Regions from separate parts of the Homo sapiens genome. Here region 2 is linked to region 1. A link is an interaction called in ENCODE POLR2A ChIA-PET data of the cell type or tissue named here. Cell type or tissue: Caco-2. All regions are shown on one strand. Links, peaks and the distances in the headings refer to the core of each region. The heading gives the core; the rest is flanking DNA. Region 1 overlaps EGFR (epidermal growth factor receptor). Region 2 overlaps EGFR (epidermal growth factor receptor).

Region 1 (9,389 bases), core at 1,111-9,110:
GCGGGACGCGGGGCTTGGGGTGTGTGCGGGGCCCAGGGCCTGTCCCATGGACAGGGTGGTCCTCATCCCCTCCCTGCCGCCTTGCTCCTTCTCCCCTCCCCACACGCCACACACCCAAATACCCCAGGACAGGAACACGGCACGGTGGACAGGAGCAAACCCTGCACAGTGCCCAGAAGGTCTGCAGGAGCTTCTTCTTCCCTTTGACTCGCGCACGTTATTCTAAACTGTTCCTGGGCGTACCTTACCCCAAGAGGGCCAGCCACTGCCTCCCCCTCCACACCCACGGCGTCACCGGTCCCTGCAGATAGCGTCTCCCTGGTGCAGCATTACACCCTTGCAAAGCTCCGCTCGCCAAACAAAGCTGCGCTGACGGCCTCCAGTTCCTGCTCAGGGTTCAATGTCCAGCTCTTCGGAGCTGCCTCTGTTTAAAAGAAAAGACGGGCCTGCATCTGGAAACTACCTCTCCCAGGTTTCTTTTTTAAGAGCATTTAACCCATTTTTTCCCCAAGCACCAAAGAGTTTCTGCAGCCCCATAGAAGCCTCCCGCTCTTCCATGAGAGCCTGGAGTTCTTGCACCGCCTGTTTCCTAGTTCTCTAGCAGTCTTGGTCTTTCGGTGCAAGCAGCTGCCCTACCCTGAGTTACCCTGGCTTAGTTCCACTTGGAAGTAAACATTTCTGTCATTTAATTATATCATAATCATGCTGGAAGGAATTAGACCAGCAAGTGTGAGGCAGGGTGTGCAAAAGGGCACACAACACACACACACTTTTCACTGTCAGAGAAAAAAAGGAGGACACATTTTTACTTCCAATGTAAAATGACAAGATCAAGATCAGAAAATTTAGTGATGAAATTGTACTATGATTTATATTGCGCTGAATTTTATTCACTATTTTAGCCACACAGGAAGATAATTTCACAGCCTTAAGATGATATTTTTTGCTGAAATTTTATTTAATTATTATCAAGGAATTTTTCTGTGTGCTTGAGGCCCTGTGCTAGGCACACTGATGTCTCAGTTTAAAAATACCACACCCAGCAAAGAATAGTAGTCAATAAAACTGCCATATTTTCTGCTAGGCTTACAAAGGATGAAGATCTGACCGAAATACCATCTTTGGAATCTTTGGGGTCTAAATAATAATCTGTAATTGACCTCATGAAGACATTGAATGATTTACCAACTCATCCATTAGTACATGGTGTTCAATAGTTGTACTCACATATTGGGATTGACATGGATTTTTGTATGGCTTACATTCTGCCTTTGTGTATCTTATGACTGTAGTGAACTCAGTTTTCTAATGTCCAAGCAGAGGATGGCTTAGGTCTTTGGCTGCTAGTCAATTTCCCTCATTCCCTAACTGTTTTATTTGTCATATATTTATTGATAGCCTACATGACAACAGCTAATGATGGAGTGGCAGGCATTATGAAAATAGATAAGCGGGTGGTCAGAGCTCTGATGGAAATTATGTTGTAGTATATATATTCTGACATACGAAGAACTCTTCAGGAGTGAATGAACCATGTGCTCTACTAATGAAGTTCAAAGGGAAAGAAACTACAGTATTCCTCAGTGGGGGTGGGTGCCATGCACAATAAGTAGGTTTCATTGCAATGAGCATTGAAAATCACCTAGATGATAATAGGCGAAGGGGTGTGAGTATGTTGTTTTGTTTGCTTGGCTACTTTTGGTTGGTGTGTATGTGTAAAAATAGGCCTATCAGATGATGGAATAAAAAGAGGAATCTTTTTCTGGACATTAGTTGTGTTTCTAAGTCTAGGCCACAGAGTGTCCTAAAAATTGTAATCATTAAAGTTAATATGCCTAACAGTGCTTATCAGGATTTTTTTTCCAACCAATGAAACTAGATTTTACTGGTGCCCTTGAGTCTTGATAATAAAACTCAAGGACATCAGTCTTGTATTTGCCTGCATTTCCCATTAGATTGAAGGAAGTTACAAGGCTTTCTTGGGTTTTAAGAATATTTGACATGCGTTACCATTTCTGTTGATTTATTCATTTGTACTGAGAATCATATTTTAATTCAGAATTTCAGCAAGGTGTAGGCTTGAAAAATAAAGCCCTCATGCAGCTTGGATTTCGTATTAATACATCTCAAGCTTGTACAACACTACTAACAGAATGTTATAATAAACCATACCAGTATCCCAAAGAGATGCTTTAATACCAAATGTCTCATTTATAACAAATTACTAATGGACAATTGCTAGGCTGGACAAGTGAACAAGGACAATTAATTGAGGTAAACAGGCTTGGACATTTCCAGTTGAATGGAAATTTCCACGCGATGTGCTTGCTTGTCTCTTTGTAAAGAACTGTTGTGCAGAGTTCCACTATTGCACCCCCACCCCTTGAAAGCCAGCCCATCTAATTTAATGCTCTTTTTAGCTCAGCAAATTCTGATTTGGAGAGTTGATGTGCATGGATTTTTGTGCAATCTTATTTACAAATCAACTGAAAAAAAAATAAAGAGTTCCAATCCCAGAGTACACTGTGTAGCTCTGAGCGTGCCAGAGAAGGCAGCTGTGGTGCACTTGTGATGGCCTCTGAGGGCTCTGGGTGCTGTCCTCACTACGGTGGTAGGTTCTGCTGCCTGAGTGTATCCATTACAGGAACTCGAGCTTTGGGTGGCCCATTATAACCCAGCTCAAGAGGATGTGTCTCCAAGTTTCAGGAGGAACATAGCTGTACATCAGCTGCAATGTTCCTGTGACCTAATCTAGGGGGAAATTCAGATTGGTAAATTTGTTCCAAAACACATTGTTGCATTGTTGTGGTAGTGGTTGCTAAGTCCATTCCCCAGTGAATATATTCTGAAATTAGATATAAACTATCTATATTATAAAAGCCCTAAAACAGGAAATTCTGTCATGTTGGTCACAGCTCAATTAATAAAATGACCTCCATACAAAGAAGGGTTCAGAGTGAATGAAAAGTGGCCACCGGTGTGGAGGAAGCTGGAGGCCTTCACAGATAAGTTAGGCCCAAACTGTCCTAGGTAGTATCCTCTGGTTGGTGGAATTCTTTGAAACATTTTTTTTTTTTTTTTTAGCTCCTGCTTCAACTTTAATTTGCTCTGCCCTTTAGAAGAATGCAGGCTGCAACCGTGGCCCCTGCCCTGGCCCTGGCTGCCCACTGATGGTCTGGGCTACCTACACACCCTTTGGCCTTCTATTCAGTTACTTACAAATGCTCTTTAAAAGTCTTAAGAAGATGACAAAGTGATTTTACTGGTATTGTGAGTTATTTTAGTTGCTCTTATACTGATTTTCCATGAATGTGATTGTTTTAATAGTAACCTTTGCCAAAGATTTCTAAAATAGATTTCTAAAATACCATGCAATCTCAAGGTTCAAATTCTGGATGAAAATAATGTTTTGTTGAAATGATCTTCCAAAGAGAACACCGTGCTTGGTAATTAGAATGACAGGTTAAGCATTATTCTTCAACTACCATAAGGAAAAATAATCTTGTCTTTGCCACCTAATTGATTTGCTTACTAATTGATTTAAAATGTCCTTTCACTTTAATGAGTCTGTCTATTTACAGTGGTAGTTTATAAGGTTAAAGTATGCATTCCCAAATATTAGATATTCTTTAATCATGTCGTATATCCAAGTTGAAAACAGTAGGTATTTGGGGAGCAAGCAAGACGATATTTAAAATAATTAGGTATTTTTTAAAAATTCATATTATTCTCAAAAATAATTCTGGAAAGACTTCGGTGGCCTTTCACATTGAATGAGAGAATATGATGTCACCACTTACACTTTCTGTTTCTGTTTTATGTTCACAAACCAGGCCAGGGGGCCAGCTGTAAACCCACATTCTATTTTGATTACATTGTCATAACTTTCAGTTCTAACTGGAGAAAGCCAGAATTTAAATCTAGCCAGAGTATTAATGCTGCTCAACCAGGAGGGAAATGAAAGTGGGATCTCAGAGTGAACATGTGGTCCTTCCGAATTTCCTCCTGGACCTGGACAGGACTCATGGTCGAACCCGAGATCCTGAAACATTTTCACCGTGACTCAGAGTGAGCAGGAAGGGTGGGGCTGGCCTCTTTGTTTTCTCACAAGGTTAATAGCGTGTACCTTAGAATGAGCCAGAGCGCAGCAGGGGTAACAGCACATGGCTTAGCCTTCGCGAGGCAGATGTGGTGAATGAGCCGTTGAGACCGCCCCTGACAACGTCAGGCTGTTTGCAGTACCCATGGGCCTCGCCCTCTCCAGACTAGGGGAAGGGTGTGTCTGAGATGCAATCTAAGAAATGATCATTCTTTAAATTCTAAAGGTGAAGAGATGTAAACAGCATTTTAATTATAATTTGCCTAAAATGTGTTTCTTGTAGAGGATAGGCATCCCTGTGCACATGCAAAATCTTGGAAGAAAAATATATGTTGAGAAGGCTTGACTAAGGGACAGAACAAATAGCACGCTGGTTTTCTGTTTTCCTTAACGCTGATAAGGTCAGAAGAGCTGTGAATGTCTCTATGTAATTAACAGGGTGCAAAAGAACAGGAACGAGATTCAGGGGACTCCAGAAAGAACTTTAATTTCTGTTCCTTGGTTTCCTCATGGGACACATGGGACGAAGTATTAATAGCTATAAATGCCCATAACAACTGAGATTTGATAGTAAATTCCAAATTAAGTTAACACTTGAACTTTATAAAAAATACACACTTCATTTCCCTATGGGCCATATACAAAATGTGAGCTGCAATCAAAGTCCTGGCTAGGGAGTTTCTGGTAACGTGTCTGTATTATGGGATGTACACACTGAGAAAAGCATTGATCACTGCACCTGCAGAAGCCTTTCCAGCATGTGCCTCACCCACATACTGCCTGAAAGTCTTCTGAGAATCATTCTATAGTCACAAAAAAATCCCCTGGGAAGGTCCTACACTCATACCTATTTTACAGATTGAGGAAGTGGGTTGAGAGGCTTGATAACTTGTGCAAGGCAGCGTGGCTGGTAAGCAGACACTCTTCACAATTGCACTATGCTGTCTGCAATATCCAACTGCCCTTTCCTTGATCCGGCACATAGTTTGAATTGAGGGAAGTCTTTCAGTATTTAGAAAAATCACAGATGACTAAATGGTAAAATAGCAGAAACAATGAGTGAGAAGTTAGATATTTGCTTCATTCCAAGGGAAGAGAAACGACAAAGTAGTCAGGTAGTTAGCCAAAAGCTCAGCCTCCAAGAGCAGTCAGATATAGCAAAGCCTGAGAATTCCTTATCTAAAAGTAGTGAAATGTGAAAGGCTAACATGAGAAATTTCATCCTGATTATAAGGAAATTTTCCAGACAGTGAAGTGAATTGAACTGTAATCATGTACCTAAAAAGAAATCATGAAAGTCCTTTGTGTATGGCATTTTAGAAACTGACAAGCACACAGGAAAGAAGGCAGGTTCACTGACTCCAGACATCTTTCCATCTGCACTATCTTTTTAAGGATTACTTTAAGGACCTCAAAAGGAGACAAAACAGCAGACTGTTAAAAGCAGCCGTCAATATTTATCTAAACACAATGAAGCAACTGCTTGTGCTACGACAAGCAGTAATAAAATGATGGGACTACCACTGTTGGTCCTATTAGTGGAAACAATTAATAGAAAAATGGGCCAACATGAAACTGTTGGTAACTTTGTAAGGGAAAATCACTTCCCTAAAAAAGGGAACGGCATCAGCATCACCACTCATGAGAGCAATGATTGACACTTCACATGCACCAGCAAACCTCATCCAGCCCGCAGCCCTCTGAGGAAAGCACTGCTGACAGCTCCATGGTGCCCACCAGAAAATGCAGGTGCAGCTGCTTCAGGAGCTTACTCAAGTCCCACAGCTGGTAAGTGGGACAGCTGGGATTTGCACCACATTCCTCTGACTCTGATGAACGTGCTTTTGTCCGTGATATAATGCCACAAATAGAGCTCTAAAATCCACCTTGAGTAGGCAGTATACTCCAAAGTTGTGCAGAGTACAGACTAGTAATAGGTACAATTGCTAGTAATAGCTACAACGCTTAAACTGATGTTGCATACATTTAAAATTAAGTTTGCATTTGAACTTGATAAAACGTGTGCATTTAACTTACTTCCCTGCAGGTCACATACGAAATGAGAGCTGGATTCCAAGGCCTAACCAGGGAGTTTCTAGTATTACTGTGGCACACAGTGGACGCTGCACTGACCACAGTGTGTGCGAAAGTATTTCAGGTCTCTCTACTCCATTTTCTCTGCAGTACTCTCTGACCCAATCCAAGAGAAAAATGTGCTGCAATATTGGCTGTCTTCTGTTGGTGTTGCTAAGTTACTGAATATTTTGCCTTGCCTTGCCCAGAAACTGTGTTAATTGTCTTTAAAGAGATAAGCTACATTCTGGAACATCTTTGTATATGCCCTAAATGTACTGAGTATTTTTGTAAAATAAATTTTGTTCTATTCTTTCTCTCTCAAATATAATTTGGAGAGAACCATGTGATTCTGTACTAATTTGAAACATAAATCTCTAACATATTATTAGTATATAAGCAGAAAAATATCTTTTTTTAGAGTCCTTGGGAGCTGTGCGTGTGCCTACGCAGGCACACCCATGCATCCTGGTAAGACTGCCTAGAAAGGAAGAGACCCATGCTCTGAAAGGGATGATGACATTGAACAGAGAACATGATGGATCACAATTCTGCCAGTGAAGGCAGGGCAGGTGGAGAGGTGGGTGCTGGTCTGGTCCCTGTGTTTAACACAGCCAGGCCATCTGTTTTAGTCCTCTTTTCAAAAAACACATTTTTGAGAGAACTTAATTTATTTCTTGAAGGTTCCGAATAATGAAAAAAGAATAGGCAAAATACAATTTTATATAACAGAAGGCAAATTGAAACACATATTCAAAATGCTTGCTTCTTTTCTTTTGCCCCTAAAGTCTTCACGTGAAAATATACAAAGGCAATTTTGGAAATCAGCATATGTGTTCCTATCTTCTATGAGTTCTCTACCTCACGCAATTAATGGAATGGGAATGGGGGCAGAAGCCTTCCAGCTCTTGAACAGTAACACCAACCCTCCAAATTCCTTTCTACTTCTTCCTAACAGTGGTGGAAACTTGCTCAGTGTCAGGGCTGGGCTTTAGGGAGGTCCTGAGACACCGGAGCCACAGAAGGGCCAACGTTCCACCTCTGGGGCTGTCTCCACGTTGTTCCTCCTGCTAGCGGCGTTTGGCACAGGCCTTACCTGCTCTGAGCCACTGAAACAGCCGGTGGGATGTGTATACCCATGTTGCCATGGAATAAAGCAAAACTTTACAAAGCTTGGATTAAATAAGATTCTCCTAGGATCTGCCGGCTTTATTAATTTCTTTTTCTTTGCTCCACTTCCTTTCCTTTTTCAAGACTGGTATAGGGGAAGGAGACAAATTTAACAGCTCAGCAATGGTTCTGTCTACGGATAGAAATAGCAAGAAACGAGGAAATCCAAGCTCTAGGATGTGTGATTTCTTCTTGCACATGTTTGCAAATTTGCTTCTACAATCAGCCCTGGCTGCGAATTAAGACATAAACTGGGGGACTCAGGGCCGTTTGCAAATAATCGCCTGCGCACATCCCAGTCGTCTAATCTGTGACAGGCAACTGTTGGACTGGAGGATGGCAAAGTCCTCTTCCAACTCCAGGTCTTGTCAATGTTTCACAGGCTGCTGCTGCTATTATGTACGCATGTTTGTATGTATCTATGCATTTATTTGTATCCCCGAACTAAACAAAAATTAGATAAATAGTCCAACACATTGGTTCTTTTCCCACCGTAGTTGGGGCAATTTGTCCGAAGATGAATGACCTCACTATATTTTAGGCAGTGGAGGTTTGCTGAGGCATGAAAGTTAGTGATTTTTTGTGAATATTTAACAGAGAAGAAGTAAGCTGATGATACCAGGGGACTCAGAACTTATCCTGTCTAACCAGGAAGAAAGAGAAGTATTGTGCCCTGAAAAGCAAGGAAAAAACCCAGAGCTTTCATTGCTCGGAAAAGATAGATAGCATATTCCCTCTGAGTTTTCTTAGATGCAGCCTGGGATAGGGGAGAAAATGTAACATTCAGAGAAAGGTGGGATACAGCATATAGCATTGTTCTCCTTTTTAAATTAATTAAAGCTTTTTTTCCTAAGTATGTTTGTATTCATGTACTTTTCAAGTGTGATGTTCAAAAAACAATGCAACTTTTTACTAAATTTAAAGATACTTCAGGTAATTTCTCAGTTTTGTACATGATGTATTCCTGAAGGCTTTTCTGAAAGTAGACTCTCTGAAAATTAAGCAACAAGGTTGTGTGTATGTGTGTGTAAGTGTGTATGAGAAAGACAGAGAGACAGAGAATGATGATTAGTGGGTTATCACACTTCTATGACCACTGGAGACAGCAGTTAGGTAACTATGGGGGTTCCTTGTAAGGATTCTGTCTTTAACACTAGAGTCTATGCAGGCATCTTCCTGAGTTCACTGCATCTACCAGCCCTGCTGTGGGTGGTCTGCTATTTAAATGCCTGCTGACACTGTCAAAGGGACCTGAAGTTGGGAGAATGGAGAGGAGTGTGTCTTTGCTCATCACAGCTTCACGACCTAGGAGGTCACCAATCCTGGAGAGGAGGACAAAAGCCAAGCTGGAGTCTGGTCTTGGGGGTAAAGTACGTGCTGGGTTCTGTGGCTCCCAGGACTGAGCAAGAACCAGGTCTGATGTGCTTGGTCACCAGGGCCTGTGAGGCCCCATGGTGGGGAGCTGGGATGCAGTAGAACAAGGGGTCTTTTTAAGCATGACCTTGTGCCCACTGTCTTTCTGTCTGAGGCTGTTTATTATTAGCTCAGCAGATACTTGCTGCACATATCCCGTGTGCAGCAATCACCACACGAGCTAAAAAGTATCCCTTGCTGGAGGATCATCAACGACTCATTTTGCAGCTGAGGACAGGCTGTTTGGCACTCAAGGGCCACCTCGATAAAATTCCTTTTTACATGAACAGCAGTTTCAGGAGAATGAATTGTCTTAATTATCTGAATTTTAGAAAAAAATTAACCATAGAGCATTTGCTAGGTTTATTTGCATTTAGTGAATTTCACTTAAAAATACTACAATAATGCTTCATACTCATCTCTGTAATCAGTCTGGTACTCAAAGCCTCAAACTGCTTTGTAAGAAGACTTGAGTATCATGACTTTTCTCTGAAGAAATGGTTGCAAAAAGAAGTGAACACTGTTCCCAAAGTGTCCCTGCAATTCAATAGTAAAGCAAGACCTCCTACTCCAAATACATGACCAGATGCCTTTTCCCTGTGCCCTCCAACTGCTCTGCCCACCACTCACCCCT
Region 2 (9,389 bases), core at 1,233-9,232, 140 kb before region 1:
TAAAGCTATAGTTTTCTTTTTCTAGTATCTCTCTGATTTTTAGTGCTATTCGGACCTTGTAGAATAAACTGAGAAACTTCCCATCTTTTTGTGCTCTGAAACACTTTAATACAAAAATTAGCTGTTCTTTGAAAGTTTGCAAGTGTGCTCCAAAACCATTTGGACCTGGCAAACGTTTCAGCAATGGGGCCTGCCCTTCCGGCGTCTTCTGTGTCATTGATCTACAGGAGAAACGCTGTAGATCACACATCACATCTCTTTGTCCCTGACCCCTAAAGTCTGTATGTGGCACTGGCCAGTGTTCCCTTAGACTTGCCCTTGAGAAGCCAGTCAGCCCAGGCAAAGTGCAAGTGCAGAGAGAAGCGTGCCAGCACTTGAATATCTTGTGGGTTTGTCACTGCATTTCTGCTTGGGTTCAGGAAAGGTTAGATTATACAAGAGAGAAAGATGGAAGGAGAGGGGTCTGGAGAAGCTGAAAGGGTGACAGAAGCAACCTCTTTAGAATGAAAATAGTCAGTAAGGGGTGGCCCCAAGCCATCTGGAGTGAGAGAGGGATGGCTTTCCCAGGTCCCACCTCCACTCCCTCCGAGATAGAGCTGCACTGGAGGTTTTAAGGACATTACTGGTTCAAATAAGGGACTATGCAGTTTAGAAAAGTGAATGGGTTTTTAGGCGCCTGGAGGCTTTGGGCCTCCAGGTTCCTGTTGGGTTTTCAGGTGCCATTTGCCTGGGCAGTGCCGCCTTCAGTCCTAAGTGACGTGGACCCTGGCTTGCAGAGCCCCTGGCCTCCCCAGCCCCCCTTCCCCATATATGGGCTACACCCTTTCCCTGGGGGTGGGCAGAAAGGATACAAAGCTGCCAATCTGGTGCCTGCCCCTCTCTTTTCTGGGCCTCGCTCAGGTGCTGGGAATGTGGGGAGTCCTTGCCGAGTGTCCCCGGGCTGTGAGCCTGTTCAGAGCCTTCAGTGTGCACACCTAGAAGCTCAAGTTGTAGCCCAGGGGTGGCCTATTGTGGGGCAGGATTAAGCGACAGTTGAGAACTGAGAGGTGGGCGGTACAGGCTCACTTCAGATCTATGTGGGGGCAAGGAGCTGAGGACCGGGAATGCCCTTTGCTTGAGCTCAGAAGGGTTGACTCTCAGGAGCAGGGTAAAAAAGAGGTTTCTATTTCTTTTAGAACCCAGTCTCTAGGTTTCCTAGCCCTGCGTCCATGTAGAGAGAAAGATGGAAGGCAGAGGCCACAGAAGGCAGTGAGGGCAGGGCTGGCCTCCCCGGGGTGCATGTCCCCGGGGCTCAGAGGTGATGAGCACAGAAGGGTGAGGGTGCTTCAGGGCACACATTTATAAATTGCAGACATCTGCCCATGGGCTCCCTATCATGCTTTGTTTATTGTTTTTAAGACTAGGGCAAATACCAAATGTGATCTTGCTGCTTCTCGACCTGAGTGTTTAAAGGTCCTTTCTGGAGCAGTGGGACCTGAGCCCTATGAGGGGTGCACCCAAGGCCCGACAGGAAGAGCAGCTCCCTCCTGCACGTTGGACTCTCCATTCTAGGGAAATCGCCCATCTCCCCAGACAGGTATGATGACTTTTATAGGATTACTGGCCCAAAGGGAAAACCTCTTCCAGCTGAAACCCCATCTGCACCCAGCTTCAGCTGGAATCGTGACGGTCAGTGACAAATCAGTGGTGCCACTGAGTCTGCCCTGAGGTGAAGGCTGTTCAGTGGGATGGCCGGCCGTGGCCTCCACTTGGGGGAACATTTCAGGCTCAGAAAGCCAGCACCTCAGAATGCTCCCCATGCTTGTCTCATCTGCAGAATCTGGACTTCCTCCATATGGACTAAACCCCCTAATTGAAGGCTTTGATTATATTAAACCTGCATGTGCCTGAGGTGTTCCCAGGCAGCCAGGGTGTGGAGGCTCAGGAGCTGAGAGAGCAGTGGGTGCGGCGGGTTCCGATATGGGATGCTGGGCCTTGAGCAGAATGCTGGGAAGCTCCGGATTTTCTCATTGTTCGTGGACCTGGCTATCCTGAAGTCCTGCTTCCACAAGGAAATGTGGTTTACTCTCAGCCCCATGTTTGTGCATAGACAACGGATGGCATTCACCAGGAACAGCACAAAAGCAAAGCTGCGATCTTCCTGGAAACAATTAGAGTCAGCGCTGCGAGCATTAGGGGTGGTGTGAGCTGGCACAGCCTGCTTCCTGCCCTCACTTCTGTGTGAAAGAAACAAGGCAGGGCACTGTGCAGCCACCGGCTGGTGGAGGGAAAGGCGCCGGAGGGAGACGCTTTACAGAAGTCAGAGCCACCAGGAGCCCCAGGGCCATCCCATCAGGAGAGAGGAGCTGCGTCTGGTGCTGGTCCACTCTCTGATGCCTGCAGGAGGCACCCTGCCTGCCCTCCTCGCCCTGTGCATCCCCACCCAGCCTCCTGGCTGCTCGGCCCTTGATGCTGGGTTTTGGGAAGCTGTTCTCTCCTCTTTGGTAGCATCATCTGCTTCATCAACAGGTTTGCTTTTTCTCAGGTGTTGAGTTCAAATCCCCTAACTCTACTTTTACAGCTAGAACTGAGAAAACTATCTGTACTCATTTATCTGTTTAAGCGTTTAGACACAGAACCTGGGTTTTCTATAATGTGCCACATAACGATGTTCACATGGTCCCATATGATTATAATACCACGTTTTCACTGTGTCTTTTTAACATTTAGCTATGTTTATATACACAGATCCTTACCATTGTACTGCAGTTGCCTGCAGTATTCAGTACAGTCCCAGGCTGTACAGATCATTAGCCTAGGAACAACAGACTACGCCGTATCACTTAGGCTTGTGCTGGGCTGTGCCATCTAGATGTGTGAAGTACACTCTGTGATGCTCGCACGGTGATGACATCTCCTAATGATGCATTTCTCAGAACATGCTCCTGTGGTAAGGAAGCCTGACTGCAGTCTGAGCTCGGACTCCCTAGAACCCTCCCCTGCCACACCGTGGCTATTCCCGATGTGCAGGTAGTGGCTTCATTACATTAAACACGGCAGTGAGAGCTCCTGCCATGAAAGTTCTGGGTGGAGGGTGGGACCACCCACATGTAAGAGAGGTTGGCGGTGAGTGGGGCAGCTGAATGGGAGGCCCCTTGCCCATGCTGGGACCCACTTAATTCCTCTGATTTTTAGCAGAATCAGGGCAAACTTCTAATTATTTTGGTACTCTGAAGAAATAAAACCTGGGCTTGCCATAGAAAAATCTGTTCCATCAGGGAATTCCCTCTTGGCTCTGTGAAGGAGAAAAACTATGAAGAGATCTTTGGAATGAGGGGTCTCAAGGGCACTGGAAGGCTCTGGCATGTGAAGAGCTTGAGTTGGAATGCATCTGAGAGCCCGAGGGGCTGGCCCAGACACAGGAGGAAGCCTCCGAGCTGGCTTGGATTTTTTTTCCATTAAAAAGTTCTCTGGTTCCTGAGGTGCGATGGTGATGGTGGGAGAGGCTGGTTAGCGACAGGGGGGGCTCTCTGAACTTTCTGCTTAGTTTTGCTGTGAACCTAAAACTGCTCTAAAAATAATTTATTGATTTTTTAAAAAAGTTATCAGGAAAGAACACCTACAGTTGGTTAGATATGATTAATAACTAGTACCAACATGGCATTGTTAACAAAGAATACATTATTATTATTATAAGGTACTCAGGAGTAAAGAACAATGAATAATATACATCTAATTTTTTAATACTCAATGCACAATCAACATTTCTGATCAACAGTATAAACCATATAAAAGAGAATTCTGCTTTTCATTTGTACAAATACTGCTTTCATCATTGCAAAACTTTCAAGGTTAAAACGTACCATATGTTGAAGCTATAAAGCTATTGCTTGAATGTTTCTAAAACGAAGTTATTGCTGTCTGTTGTTAATCGGTTACATTGTCACCTCTAATACCAGTCATCAAATCCATAGGATCTCTTAATTTCCAAGAGATTGTATTGTACAGCAAGATTATTTTTGTGGCCAAATCAGGTCATAGGATTCCTTTTTTTTTAAAGATAAGTAAATGCATCCAGAAATGTATGCACAGATTTAAGTTTTCCCCATAGTTTTATCTGCTAGGTGATAGGGTGGAGCTTCTTAGTGCTTCTGCTGGGAATTCAGATAGGACAGACTTGCAGCCTCAGAGGACACACTGCAGGTAGTGCAGAGAGACATGGAAGGAAAACACACTGCCTGCTACATAGTTTTTATCCCAGGTATAATTTGTGAGGAATGTATAACAAATGTTTCTTAAAGCATGAATCCTCTTCTTGAATTCTTGTTTTTATGAAAGCCATCCAACTACTTACTCAATCCTCTTGAAATCTGCCTTTTGTAATGTAACTGATAGGCCAGCGTTTTCTTTCACTGTGGGAAATAAAGGCTACTTGGTTGCTTTAGGGAGGGCAACAATGTCAGCTGCATAAGCAGCAAGAATATTATATTTTATTACTAGTCCACCCTTAATAAAGAGAGAAACCTTAGGAAATGGAAAGAGGTGTCTGTTTTATATTTCCTTTGCTTTTCAACCATTGTTTAGACACTCTCCCTTCTAGTGCTTGGAGAACCTTCATGGAAACTCTGTTCAGGTTCTTGACTCTCAGCGACAGATGTGGAGGTCTTTGTGTCTTAGCTCTCTAGGCCTGAGAATCACATACACCTGCAGAATTTGCCTCCAAGTCCATGTCCTTGTGGCTAATCCCTAGGCCAGTAGTTCTCAACTTTGGCCGCACATTGGAATGACCTCAGGAGCTTTAAAAACTACGAATGCTTGGGTTTCAGCCCCAGAGATTTGCGTTTAATCGGTCTGAGGTGTAGCTGGGCTTCAAGCTTTTAAAAGCTCCTCAGGTGATGTCACTGCAGCCAGGGCTGAATAACTTCTCTAGGGTGGCTGGGCCCAGGCTTGGTAAGACTGTTGGTGAACTAACCAAAGTGTGCTGAACATTATTAGGCTCTCCAGACATGTCTAGTTTATACTGGTAAATGCATATCAATTGTAAATATAAAAATAAAATTTGCATTGAAGTCACATTATATATATAAACCAACAAAGTGCTATGTTATTGCTTTTCTTACATGTACAGGGTTACACTGGCAGATGATGAGAGTATGGCATGCAACTGGATTTTTCTAGTAGTAACAACAGTGAGCCCTTTCCATTAACACTGCCCCAACAGAACCTGCCTCAGACCAAGCTAAATGTGCTTTCCATCATCTTTTAAAATTTCCTAAATATAAAAACGATGCTTCTCTTCTTCACCATGACAATGACCTAGCTTAGCTCCCCAATGAGGTTGTGCCTTTTTATAAGAGAGAGAAAGGGCTTTCCTCTTGCCTCAACTTAACCCTTTTAAACAAAGATTTCAGTTTCAAATTTTGATTCTATTGCAGTCTCTCTAAAGTAAACTGTGTTTGTTTTAGTAGAAAAATGAGTTTCTAAAAATATATTGTACAAAGTTCAGTGCTACATAAAGAGAACTATATCCCGCAACAAAGTTACAAAAATAGATTTACATTTAAAAATCCTGTCTGTGTCTTCAATAGTACAAAGCTGTACCCCTGGTATGGCAGGTGTGGCTGGTGAAAGAGGCAAGGATTTCTGTTCTGTAAGGTTTTACAGCCCCCAGGCAAGGAAATGTGAGCAGATCATTATGTTGCAATAAAAGTGTGTGCTTATCACAAGAAAGAAATGCAGAGTAGACATTGAGGGCAATTTCAACAGGTGTTGCCTACGTGGAATAGCAGCTCACTCACAAAGGAGGGAAGAGACTGGTTTCTATAACTTACTTAGAGAATGCAGAGGGTCCCAGGGCGTTTTCAAAGCTCAGGTGGGGGTATTTGCCCCTTTCCAGCTGAACTGCTGGTGAGGATGAATTGAACGCTTTTGAAATGAGCCAAGTCTCAGGCTTATCAGTGACTGCAGATTGTTCTCTCCACTGCACATGGGAATCTCTACCCTACCCAGCCTTTTATTCTACTCTGACGGGGGCTCTGGTACAGACCCACAGTCTTGTACAACTGAAGACCCTAGAAATAAGGGTTTCAACCCTGGTTGCCCATTAGAATCATGAAAGAGCCCCCGAGATTTGGGTTGAATTGGTCTGCAGAGACTCCAGGCCCCTTCTTTTGAAGCTCCACAGATGATTCTTTTCTGCCTGAGGGGAGGTGCTGAGTTCCCATCACCCACCAGCTTCATCCTACACAAGTGCAATCAGAGGCCTAGTGAGAGTGGCACTGGGGGGTGGCCCCCCAGCGAGTGCCAAGTAGATCCCACCAGGCCCTTCCTTTAGGCCAGAGGTTCTAGAAACTTTGATGAATGTTGCAATAACCAGGGGGTGCTCTGAAAAGGCCCTACGGCTGGGCTGCACCTGAGAAAATCAAGCCACAGTCTTTCTGGTTGGGACCAGAAGATTCCCAAGGGCAGCCGCCCTTGAGAACCAGTGCCTTTCCTGCTAAGCAATCCATAGTCCCCTTATGTCTGCAGTTGTGAGGCAGGGGTGGTAAGTCACAACATCAAGAACTTTCAGCAAACACCTAAGCTTTGGTGTCATCAGCTGGAGTGCAATAGGATGCATCCACAGTGCTCCCCCTTACAACCTGGACTCACAGCGAATATAGAGTTTAGAAGACTCATCCCTTCTCTGATCCCTCATGGGGTGACGGGCATGGTGTAATTAGAGGAGCTCCTTAGAGATGATGCAAGAAGATGCACGAAGGCTGGCGGCACCTATGAATGTGAGCTCTCAGCTCCTTACTTTCCTTCGACCTCTGTTTCCAAAGACCACATCTGAAGCTGGGGTCATGGGGTAAGGTCTTCCAGGAACTGACTGAGGAAGAAACAGCCAATGGACAGGCTTTCTGTAGGGTATTAAGGCCAGGCTATCAATCAGGAAGACCTTCAGGGATGGAGTCCAAGCTTTGAGTACTGACTGATCAGGGCTGTTAGGTGAAAATCATGGGACTTTGGGCAGCTCCTCTCCTGACCTGCCCATCACAGTCGCCAGATCCGTGAAGAGGCTAAGGGCTTTGCGGCTTCTACCAGACAGAACTGTGCCTCCCTGGACAGATGAAGTGAGAACTATTTTGGGAAGCACAATCTTAAAATTAATAGAATTTAGCAACTAAACTTTATGGTGGAAAATTAAAATATGAAGAAGAAAGCTAGAATAGCTTTTGCTCTTTTATTAAGTTACTGTTTCAAACTACAAAAATACTAGAATTTAATGCTACAATGTGACTCACTTACAACTGACCTGCCTCATCGATCATCTGCTTCTTGACACATAAGTGACAGCAGAATGTAGGTCCTTCTGTTTCCCAGTTCTGACTGAAATATTTCTGCATGTCCTGAGGTGAATGAATAATGAAAGTGGTTAACTGACAATATAAAATCTCAGATTCTTAGAAATGTTGTGTAGTCTTCTCACTAAGCATGTGCAGAGATGATAGCTCAAAATCCCCCTGGGGGCTGCAACTTTTAGGGAACTTGTGGGATGCTCCAAGCTCATCCCCTGGCTTAGAGGGAGCAGGTTGTTTAGGGTGACTGACCTCAGCCTTATGTGGACTTTAGCAGTGGAGGCCTCTGGCAGCTGTTTCCTCGGTCAGGGTGCCCCTGATGCACCTGCACTTTCCACCTCCCCGCTGACTGAGACCTGGTCATCCTCCTGTGAGGCCTCCCTTCCAGGTCTCCTCAGGCAGGACCCAACCTCCCTGCTCTGTGCTCTCACAGTGCCTGGCTGATGGGTCCTGTCTGGCATTTGTCACGTTGTTTTAAGGTTAGCATCTATGAGTCCATTTCCTTTGCTAAATTGTGAATTTCTTAGAATCAGGGACTATGTTTTATTTATCTTTGTATCTTTCATACCCATACCAGGCTAGTATAGATGCTTAGGGGTATTTGAGAGCATAATAGAGTGGAAATGAATATAGTTTTATTTTCATTGAGACAAAAATCAAATACTTTCTTAACAATGCTGTAGGGGCTCTGACTGATCTGGGAGTCAAAAATTACTTTAAAAGCAAAAGGAACATTTTGTATGTGTGTGTGACTGAACATAACTGTAGGCTGAAAATATTTTCTGAACCATTTCTTCCTTGATAAATTGGATGGGGTGGATATTGACTAGGAGAGTTTAAAACACTGTTTACAAAGGACTGCTGTTAACCAGTCAGGTTACAGGGCACACACAGATTAGGAAAAAAGGTGGGCTCCTAACTAGCTGAATCTTCCAATCTTCCAATTGTAGAGAAATTATTTTAGGAAGGAACTTTTTTCCTTCTAAAACATCTGCAAATGTTGTGAAAGCATTATCAATTTCAAACCCTAGTTTCATATTTACTACCTGAATTCCACACTACTCATAATGCTACTGTCATTCGCACCTGTAAAATGCCCTGTTGTGGCCAGAGCTGTAAGTGCTTGAATAGATGACTCAAGGCAGAGACACTTTTTGTGTGACAAAGCGTAAGGAGGGGGTTTGGGGGCAGCTGACCTGGAGGGAACATATACTCTTTGAGTAAAAAGCTTTTGAAGTGAAGTAAAAGGAGAAAACTATCTTCCATAAGTAACACAAACTAATTTTGGGGGGTTGGGGTGATGGCTAAAGGAGATTTCAGAGCAGCTTCATTTTTGTAGTCTTCTGATCTATGCCCCAAAGGACCTGATGCATTTCATCTGAGCCTCAAATTAGGAGATACGTTTTTGCGAGAACAAAAGCGGTGCTATCCTTAGGTATTCCACATTCTCAGCTGTGGGCTATTGGTCCAAATGCTGATGAATCCAATGTGGGCTGGAATCCGAGTTATTATTTGATGTGTCATCCTCTCTTGCTGATTTCATGACAGCAAGACAGGGGCAGCATACTGAGTTTCAAAACAATGGAATGGAAGACAAACAAGTCAGTCTAACGCTCATGACTGGAAACCACTGGTCCATCAGTGGGGAGTAAGTACCGTGGGGACATTTTTACAAAAGTAAGTCTAAGGAAGAATTCCATCCCCTCCGTTTCTTCTTTGCCCAGGAAGGGACAGAGTGGCTTATCCTACTGTACCTGCCATGACTTGATACAGTACCGATCCGGCCTGCTGGGGCCATGAAGGCCTTCTTGGATCTTTAGTGTTTTGCAGTGGAAGCCTTGAAGCAGAACCACTGGAATCAAGCATCCTCTGGAAGACTTGTGGCTTGTGCTCCTTGCTCACAGTTGGGCCTGGATGAACTCAGGGTAGCAAGTGCTACCAGCAAGCTTCTTCCTTGTTGGAAGAGCCCATTGAAGTAAAAATCAATAGCGACAATGAAAAACTCCAAGATCCCCAATCAATAAAAATCCTCACATATACTTTTTTTTTTTTTCAAATATACCTCTTTGA

What was found. Peaks named below come from ENCODE experiments on the same cell type or tissue, not always from the same donor. Only the 100,000 strongest peaks of a DNase experiment are listed, where the experiment ranks them.
Region 2: POLR2A ChIA-PET joins it to region 1 with 6 read pairs; 5 of 35 experiments call an interaction of 5 or more read pairs at or near these places.

Annotation. Positions count from the first base shown.
Region 1 is chr7:55,068,885-55,078,273 of GRCh38, reverse strand. All of the region lies in intron 1 of EGFR (epidermal growth factor receptor), which reads right to left. Among named protein-coding and RNA genes, the nearest start is that of EGFR, 55 kb to the right of the region's middle. RefSeq lists enhancers at 3,716-3,885, 3,398-4,597. In Caco-2, for the core only: no CTCF peak of the experiment used is centred there; a DNase peak (open chromatin) is centred at 4,163; H3K4me3 peaks cover 260 bases.
Region 2 is chr7:55,205,882-55,215,270 of GRCh38, reverse strand. EGFR (epidermal growth factor receptor) reads right to left here. Exons shown (of 28, transcript NM_005228.5): 28 at 3,643-9,389. Among named protein-coding and RNA genes, the nearest start is that of EGFR-AS1, 22 kb to the right of the region's middle. RefSeq lists an enhancer at 537-1,037. In Caco-2, for the core only: no CTCF peak of the experiment used is centred there; a DNase peak (open chromatin) is centred at 5,667.